Regions from separate parts of the Mus musculus genome. Here region 2 is linked to region 1. Evidence: chromatin contacts called from ENCODE Hi-C data. All regions are on one chromosome and are shown on one strand. Each heading gives the region's core, a stretch centred on a gene start or an enhancer-like site at or near the end of the contact. The rest is flanking DNA. Distances are from core to core; before and after follow the strand shown.

The links. Hi-C counts contacts between places; a loop is a spot of excess contacts on that map.
Region 2: a map of T-helper 17 cell shows a loop between it and region 1 (4-fold over the local background). The contact joins the promoter of Sephs1 here to the promoter of Acbd7 in region 1. A Hi-C loop is called at or near these places in 2 of 37 maps with a recorded cell type or tissue (T-helper 17 cell and v-Abl transformed pro-B cells).

What each region holds. Positions count from the first base shown.
Region 1 is chr2:3,333,774-3,338,358 of GRCm38, forward strand. It overlaps Acbd7 (acyl-Coenzyme A binding domain containing 7), which reads left to right and starts at 2,395. Exons shown (of 4, transcript NM_030063.2): 1 at 2,395-2,448. The coding sequence starts at 2,437.
Region 2 is chr2:4,878,158-4,883,293 of GRCm38, forward strand. It overlaps Sephs1 (selenophosphate synthetase 1), which reads left to right and starts at 3,407. Exons shown (of 9, transcript NM_175400.6): 1 at 3,407-3,703.

The DNA.
Region 1 (4,585 bases), core at 1,145-3,644:
TTTTTTCTCGGTGTTTTCATTGCTCATTTTAGACTAACATATAGGATCTAGCTTCTACGTTTCCATTATTCACCACCTATTGAACATTTAAACAGAACAAACACTGTTGCTTGTGGTCAAAGATTGTTGAAGTTTTTACAGGAAAAGCGTGCTGTGGTTTCTATCACAAGTAGATGAACTAGATTAAGTTCGGTCGAGTTTTGACTGTGCCATATAAGACGTCCTTTACTATTACCCGCAGTCATGTAGCGCTAAAGACAAATCGCGATGGTAGAATTGAAATACTAAAGGTTCACATAAAATCCTGGCTCGTGGAAGACTGAGACAGGAGGCTGCAGACTGGGCCTTCGGGGCCAGAACTTGCACACACCATAACAGAAAAATAAATAAATAAATAAATAAATAAATAAATAAAAATAAAAAAAGGCAGAAAGAGGGGCAAGATAAAGAAGTAAAAAGGTAATGGCTATGAGTGTTGTCCCACCAAAGTTCCAGCTCTTACATTACAAGCCTCTGCCGCCAGGCTGCTATGTTGACACCCTAGCCTTCCCACTAACTAGTGTCCCTACACCTCAGGCAAGTTAATTAGCCAACTATGAAATGATAAAAATAGTGCCTATTCTGAGGATTAGAAGAATATTCTGTGTAAGATGCTTACCACAGTGCCTGCCACATGGTACATGTCTGACAAATGGAACCACTATGACCCAGTGACAGCTGTGGCAGAATTAAGTTAATACAAATTATATATAGCCGCTACTATTTTGGGCCTTGTTTTCTATTTGAGAATTTAGCAATCTTTCCACAAGGATTTTACCCAAAAGAATATATCTCAAAGGTAATTTCTTTCCATTTGTGTAGCACAACTTTAGTTTATGTTCATATTTTTTTCTGCAAACATATGCTTCCTGTAGTTTCCTAAGTAGTATATGTGTATATGTATGTATATATATATATATATATATATATATATATACACACACACACCAAACCAAATGGTCAATTTACTTTTCAATTATAGCTCTTATTTTACATCAATTCAGTTTTTAATTTTTATTTTATTATTTTTATTTTATTATTTTTATTTTATTATTTATTTATTTATTTTATTTTTATTTACATCAATTTATGTTTATGATTATGTTTAATCAGTTTATGTTCAGGTTTTTTTTTTTAACAAATATATGCTTCCCATAGTTCCCTAAATTACTATGCATTTGGTAGTCTATATATACACTAAATGGTCAATTTACTTTTCAATGATAGCTTTTATTTTACATTGTAAATAAGTTATGTTTGTGAATAAACAGTTTATAAATGTACCATTTATGATCATAGTTAATTTTATAAATATCTCAAAATATTTTAATAACTTAGAAGGTTTATGAAAGTATTCTTTTTGTCTTAATTCTTGAACTGCTGGATTTAAAGGATACAACAATATAACATTAGCTTAAGAGTCTGAGTCAGAAATCGTAGCATTAGAGCTGACAATACAGTCTGTCAACAAAATGTTCAAGAATTGAACACTAGATTCTTCTTGCTTGCATGGAATTCTGAGCTTTGCCCAGCATTGTATGCTATTGTGGTTTTGTGGAGTCTACAAACATACTGTTAATAACGATTATTTTTAGTTTTTTAATTAGTGTATAGTAATTGTCCAAAATATCCACTTCATTATGGCCTTTCCTGCATGTCTACAATCAGTCCAACATTTAAAAGTCACTTAACTGGGAATGGACTTTAGTAACGAGATACCAAGTCAAAGCACAGGCTTCGAGTCTGTGCCATTGGAGTGTCTATAGCCACATCTGTGTCCAGGGCAGCAATATGAATGGGAGGTGTCTTGAGCACTCGGGCCACCCCAGGCAACAGTGGGTAGCAGTGCCACCCTTCCATAGATCAGATCAGTAAGGAGAAAAGGCGCCTGGTAAGGTTCAGAACATTTGTGTATAGTCATGTAAGCACAAAACCAACACCATGTCTCGAATTCCCGAGAGACGCTATCGGCCATCCCTGAGGTCAGGTGACAGGTGTTATGTGTATTCTCTCTGGGTTAAGGAACAACTCTGAAGAACTTCAGCACATACAGTGCTATAGTTAACACCGCTACACCCAGAGGTAGAATGGAGAGGCAAGGAAAAGGGAAGGAAACAGCCACAGTCTCAACTGAGGAGAGGCAGCGGAGGCATGCGTGCACCTGCAAGTTCGCCTTAGTAAAAGAAGAGAGAGGAGATTAAATGAGCTCCGAGACACTGGGCTGAGTTACCTCCCAGACACTCCCTCCCGCTCCTGTGGCCAATTAGTCCTCCATGCCCAGAGAGCAACCAATAGGAGAGACCGGAGGAGGAGCACTGCTCTTTAAGCAGCGGAGCCCGCTCCCCGGGGACTCTCACTCTGAGCTGGGAGAGTCACAGCATTCCGTGTCTCATCATTATGTCCTTGCAGGTAAGCCAGATCTGGGAAGGCCATGCCAAAGCAATTATCCGAAGCGCTCTGATGGGGCGAGAGGAGGTGTGGTAGCCCTGGGACAGGACAGGGGCAGGTAACCCCCAGGAGCCTTCTGCTGCTGCGACCCTGCAGTGACTCCCACACCTGCCTAAGCAGTGTGGGGCAGTATATTTCACAATATATTGTACTTCACCATCTGTTGACAAGGACCCAGGATCTCTATAGCAACCTGTTTGGCCCTCTGGGAAAATTACCCAGATCTGAAGAATTGACAAGCTCCTGGGGGCGGGGGCTTCTTCACCTCTCTCTCTTAACAACTCCAGGAAGCAAGTGACATCCATTGGGGTCTCCACATCCCCTTGCTCTTGGGGACCTCGGGAGATTTTCATAGATGTGTTTTGTTGAATAACAGGGCTAGATTATAAAGCTCTGACTTTACTGTTTTATTGATAAGAGTGAAAAGAGAATAAATAGGAATTAAAAACCAGGAAGCCCTTTTCTCAGATAAACACATATAGGTTGCTTTTATATATAAATGCCCTCTTTCTATGTGTGTATAATGAAAGGTGTGCGCGCGCACGAGTTCTATCTGCTGGCAAGCCTGGAGATCAGAACCTTCAGAATGCACATGGTAGAGAGAGAGAAGTGTCCCTTGCAATTGTTCCCTGACCTCCAAATGCATGCCATGGTACATGTGCACCCGCATATATGCCGTAATAAACATAGAGCAAATAAAAGAGGAGAGAGGCAGTTAAATGAGCTACCTCCATGGGCAGCATTTAAAGCAGCATTGGAGAAGGGAATCTTTAGGATTTAAAAGTTAAAGAATATCACGAAGGGACAATGAGCTAAGGCATATGAATGCCACCCTGACAATAGGGCAGCATTGAAGGCTAGCCTTAGTTCAATAATTAAAATTGATACAGGGTGTGGGTTTCTATTACTATCAGTGTTGAATGTATTAAATCTATTATTGCTGTAATGAAAATGTTCTTTCATTTCGATAAAATAAGATTCTAGTTTTAAAAAATATATACTTGCTAGATATCAGCATCAGTATGATCAAAGAAAACTGGAATTGCAGTCACTGAAAGTTTAAGTCACTTTGTTTATGCTTAAAGAATAAATTGTTACAAATGAAAAGTTCTTAAAACATATGTGTATTATTTCAATTTGAAATTCTTACCAATGTAGTAATATAACAAAACATGCATTATATTCTAGATGTGGGAGTGTTAGTTCAAGTCAGGAGTGACAGTACACACCTGTCATCCCAGCACTCAGGACTCGGAGACAGGAGAATCAGGAGTCCTAGGCCATCCTTAGCTAGGTGGCAGACTCAAAGCAGTGTGCTACATGAGACCCTGTTTCGGAAAACCACAAAGTACTTCAAGCAGAAGAGAAAGATAAAGGCAGGTTAGAAACCCATTAAGAGAAGGGATGAGGCATGTGTGGATCAGTCTGCAGGTTACCTAGCATTCGGGAGTCCCTGGGTTCAATAGAAACGTAGGGTGATCATTTAAGTGTGATGTTCCAGGATAGACAAGGCAACATATGCAAATCCTAACACACCCACGCTCTCTCAGACACACACTCATTGCTCACACACACACACCCTCACACAAACTCATGCTCACACACATACACACACAGACTCATGCACACTGACACACCCTCACACACACTCATGCTCACACACATACATACACAGACTCACACACACTGACACACACATCTTCACACAGACTCATGGGTACTCACACATGCTCACACAGACTCATGAGTACTCACACATGCTCACACAGACTCATGAGTACTCACACAAGCTCACACAGACTCATGCACACTGACATACACACTCACACACCTCATGCTCATACATATACACACACAGACTCACATTGACTCATGCACACTGATGCACACACACACACTCACACATATACTGGCAGTTCATCAGCACACTGAGAGAACTGGTAAGTACTTGTTACAAACACCGTAACCTTGGGAACCCGGTAGATACCAAAGATGTGGTATTTTGATAACTTGTTCCTGGGTCTAAAATGATTTCGAAAATCCAAGTTTAAAATTATAATAAAAGTAAAAAACATATTGGCAAGCCAGCAGCTAGTGC
Region 2 (5,136 bases), core at 2,157-4,656, 1.5 Mb after region 1:
TTGCACCAACACGTCGGCTTGCTTTGCTTTTTTCTTGTCCTTTTGCTGTGTGTTTGTGTAGGTGCCTGTGTGCCGTGTGATGATGGGTTGGAGGAGAGCCTGAGGCATCGGTCCTTGCCTTTCTGCCTTACTTGAGACAAGATCTCTTCAGTGCTATGGAAGCCAGGCTGGCTGCCTCCCACCTCCTTCTAGGCACATAGGACTGTAGTCAGCTGCCCTGCTGCTTTAATGTACATTAAGTGGACTTTTATACGGATTGGGGCATTCAAATCCAGGTTCTGAGACTTGTCCAGCAAACACTTGTACCCACTGAACTATCTCCGCAGTCCTGTTTCCTCTGCCTTAGAACACACCAGCCATTAGATTAGGACCCATCTATATTCGTCTTGATTCATTTTCATGATTTCATTTGCAAAGATCCCATTTCTTTTTTTTTTTAATTTTTTTATTTATTTTATATATATGATGAGTACACTGTAGCTATCTTCAGACACACCAGAAGAGGGCATCGGATCCCATTACAGATGGTTATAAGCCACCATGTGGTTGCTGGGAATTGAACTCAGGACCTCTGTTAGAGCAGTCAGTGCTCTTAACTGCTGAGCCATTTCTCCAGCCCAAAAGACTCCATTTCTACAAGAATCCTTTTGCCCTGCTGTTTTGACAATGCTAGAGATGCAACCCAGAGCTTCTCACATTCGAGATAGTCACTCTACCAACAAGCTAAACTCCAGCTAGCCCTGTTTTAAATAAAGCCACCTTCATATATACTGTGGTGATGTGGTGCAGCTTGAACATATCTTTTGGAAGAATGGGAGGCTACCACTCATTGCACCTACCAGATGTTTCAAGGGTAGCTGGTTAATTCTTATTTCTAATAAGCCTCAGCATGGTAGTACAAGTCAGAGAAACTCCGTCTCAGATGGGATCACTGGAACCTAGGGATGTTAGGGAGGTGTTTCCCAGGAATGGGGTTCTGAGGCCCTTTCAGGTGAGCTCTCTGGAATTACAAACTGGCAGAATGGCTGACTAGAGGGAGTTCCATAGCAAAGCAATACAGGTAATTAAAAAAAAAAAAAAGCCATCGTGAGCACAGTAAGATGGTCCACTGGGTAGCTAGCCTCAAGTCTAGTGCCTCCCAGTAAATCAAGGCATCTGTGTCTCCAAGACTCTGCAGTCAACACTGCTGAGAGTTTTGGAGTCGGAGTGTAGAGCTCAGTGGTAGAACTTTTGGCTAGCGTGTGAGGCCCTGGGTTCCACACAGAACTTGAGAGAGGCAGAGGCTTGCTTCAGTGCTGCTGGAGACCTCCGGCGGTGTATGGGGGAGGAGAGGGTAGACCTGGAGGTGCCTGTTACCTTATAGGGAGGGAAGAAAGCCTTGCTCACATTTCCATGGATACAGTGCTCTGTCCAAGATCTCCCTCTGGGTTAATCCTACCTCTCTCCGGGGCTTAGGGTACCATGCGGATGACACACAGATTTGCATCTCAAAATTCCAAACTGCTTTCCCAGTTACCTGGAGTACTCAGCAGGCACAGAACTTAGCATCTTGAAGGTTGAAGTTATTGCAAAACTTGTTAGCTTCCCAGCAGTTCCAGTATCAGAAGTGTCAATCACTGGTCATTCAGTCCCCAAAATTAAAACTGGGGGACCTGGCCGGGCAGTGGTGGTGCACGCCTTTAATCCCAGCACTCGGGAGGCAGAGGCAGGCGGATTTCTGAGTTCGAGGCCTGCCTGGTCTACAGAGTGAGTTCCAGGACAGCCAGGGCTACACAGAGAAACCCTGTCTCTAAAAACCAAACAACAACAACAACAACAACAACAAAAAAAAAAAAAAAAAAAAAAAAACCCTGGGGGATCTGATACTTACCCCTCTCTTCAGTGCACATTAAATCACACCAAACCCTTCCCTTCTGCTGCTCCCCAATGCTTCCAGTTCAAGTACACATGCAGGCTTAGTACAGCTTCATTAAAACAATAACCCCTAACCCAGGGTATTATTCCTCCATCACCACTGAGAAAGAGCATCCTTCAACATTAACAAAGAGCTAAGTCTCCTTGGAGGGACACACAAATCTAGACATGGGGTCCTGCTGTGTCATCCACTTTTTTTTTTTCTCATTGTGAAATCTTTTGAAAAAAAAAATCACTTTTTTTTTTAACTAAGTGAGGAACAAAAAAAAGTTACATTGTTTAAAATGCAAAATCAAATTTAAAAGGCAGAACCGGACAAATGTAACTGTATAACCCTTTCCCTCTGGCTTTGGAGTCCTGGTGTGGTATCTGGTGAGGCTGTGTTTGTGTCTTCTGACCATTCAGAAGAAACTCCACGTTCATCAACGATAAATCGATGTCCGAAGTCTGATGCTAAGGAGCCCAGGTGCTACTGTATTCTCCCAAATGTATTGTGGAGAAAAGACACAAAGGCAGGAGATGCCTGTGTCCATCTCGCCACACTTTGCACCCTAGATCCCACTCCTAAGAAACAGGCAAATGGCAATTTCAGGAATGAAAAGGACATCTGCGGGGTGTACGAACCTAAAGACAGCCAAAAGATACAACAGTTCTGCTTCTAAATAATCGGGAAAATGCGAACCTATTCCTAACCAAGTTTGCTCTGCTCAGCTTTCCAGAGAAGTCCTTCGAAGGGACACGCTCTGCACCAGCAATGCAGTACGAAGTCGGAAATCTGAAGTTACTTCAAGTGAAACCGCATTACCAATGTCAATTCAAGCACACAGGATTAGTCTGCCATGTTTACTTGGACATGAGAAGAACAAATGGTATAACCCGGACAACATAAACTCTCCCTCCCCAAAATGCAGATCAAAGATTCAAGAAACTTCACAGAGCATTTGCATATTTCACTGGGACTCCAAAGAAATGCGGAGCTACGCTCAAACAATAGAATGAAGAAAAGATGGGAGTCACTGAGAATGGAGCGCGGGGTTAAGTTGGGTTTTCAAATGTCTCACTGGGGGCGACCTTGGCTCCTACACTCTGCACATTGTTCCCATGGGCACAGTCTCACTGCAGCAGAGATTCGGGAGCAGGTATTGCATCCCGTGGGTGATGCGGGGATCGCACCCAGCCAGGTTGTGCAAAAAACAAAAACACTCTGTTCCCTTCTCGCGGGACAGAGATGCGAAAGTAGGTGGCCCCCATCACTCAAGGTTGCTGCCAGTGCTGCTCGCAACTTTTGAAATCAATCTACCCCCCCCCCTTTTTTTTCCTTTCTTTTTTCTTTTGCATCATGCAACGGATGCCACCGTTCCTGGGGTTTGCAACCCCCCACCCCCTCCCCCGAGACCAATCATTGCCGCGCTCGGGCCTCTGCACAGCGCCCCCGCCCCCTTCCCGGGCCGCACGCAGCCACCACCGCCGCTGCCACCGCCACCAGCAACCCGGAGGCGCTCCGGCCACCGGCCCGCCGCCTTAAAGGGAGGTGGCCGCTCTTAAAGGGACCCTCACGCGCCCGGCCGGCGGGAGCGCGGCGGCCCGGTTCCCGGAGGGCCGCGCCCAGCCTAGGCCGAGCTCCACGCGGCGTCCGAGCGCCCGGCGGTGCCGCCGCCACCGGGAGCAGCATTTTTTTTTTTTTTTTTTTTAAATTCAGGCGACGCTTAAGGGAGCCCAGCGCGCCCGGTGCATTGTGGGAGCGCCGCGGCCCGTTTTCGGGAGGAGGCGGAGGGCGCAAAGCGAGCCGGTAAGCGGCGGGCCTGGCGAGGGGGGGCGAGGCAGCAGGCTTAAAGGGGAATAGCGGGCCGCAGGCCCGGCGCGGCCGTTGCAAATCCCCCTCCGGGCCGCCCGGGACCGCCGGGGAGCCGTGCACCGGGGCCCTTCGCGCGCCCTGCCTGGAGAGGGGGCCGAGCCCAGGCTTTGGTGGGGCCGCTTTAAAAAAGAAGCGCCGCCCGCGCCGCTGCCTCCTCCGCCGTCGCCGCCGCGGCACGCGGGGCCGGGGTTGGGAGGGAGGAGCGGAGGGGGAGGGCGGCGGCGGCCACGCAGGGGTTAATCTTTTCGCCCGCCGACATTTTTGTGTGGCGGCGCGGACGGCGAGCCCGCGCGCGCGCGCGCTCTGCCTTAGCCGCCCAGTGTCCTGGCGCCGAGCCGCGGGCCTCCCCGCCCCCACTCGGCCCTCGGGTCCCTCCGGTCCCCGCCGGCGACGGTCTCCGCGGCAGCGGCGACGCGGGGCCTGCGGTGCAGCATGGCCCTGCCGGTGGCCTGCCCGCGGCAGCCGCGCGGCGCGGTACAAAGAACGCGGCCCGCGCCCGCCGTGCCTTTAAAGGCGGCAGCCTGAGACTTAAGGTGTCCCCTGAGTGGCATCCTCCGCGCCCGGCCCCATGGAGGGCGCGGGGTCCCGGCGCGCACGCCGCGGCGCCCGGGCCTGTGAGCACGCGCGGGGCCTGGGGGCTGGCGGGGAGGTAGGTGTGCTGCCCCACCGCACCCCGCTGCCCGAGCCCGCCTCCCGCGGGAGCGAAGGGGTTAAACGCGGGCTTTAAATATTCATGTCATTGTTTTAAAGGTGTAAACATGTGGCTTCCAGGTCGGACGCACTCCCTCTACCCAAAGCACACCCCAAATTCCATCCTTTTCAAATAGCTGGAGTTTCCTTTGAGGCCAAACCGTGTGACTTAGGTCTCCTTGCACTTGGGAGTTTTTTAACTGCTGAGTTTTCTTGATGTAAGGCGTTTTTAAACTTTCCTAACCAGAAAGTGTAGGGAAAATAAGGTAAAAGAAAGGTGCTCTTCGGAGTCTCTCTCCTGCCTTTTGGTTGAGGCCGTGAGGATTGGAGGTAGGAAAATAGATTCTTTATAAAGGGAAGTCTTCCCGTTTTGTACCAGGTAGAGGTGAGGCAGGCATTTTTTGCAAAATGAATGTGATTTTCCAAACCTTTCTTCGAAGGTGAATTTTAATTCGCACTCTTTCCAAACTGTTAAATGGCTTCAGAATGCCCATTTCGGAAACTTGCTTGGCTCACACTGCTCTGTAGAGAAGTTTGGTTTCTATGAACGATGAGCGAAATCCGTGTCGGTAGTTTCCCGCTGAAATCATTGCTCATGTCATGTTTGTGATGATGGTTTGGATTGCCGAATTTGGGCTTTGTGAAATTTAGTTTAAATGAGTGATGTACTTCCTGGG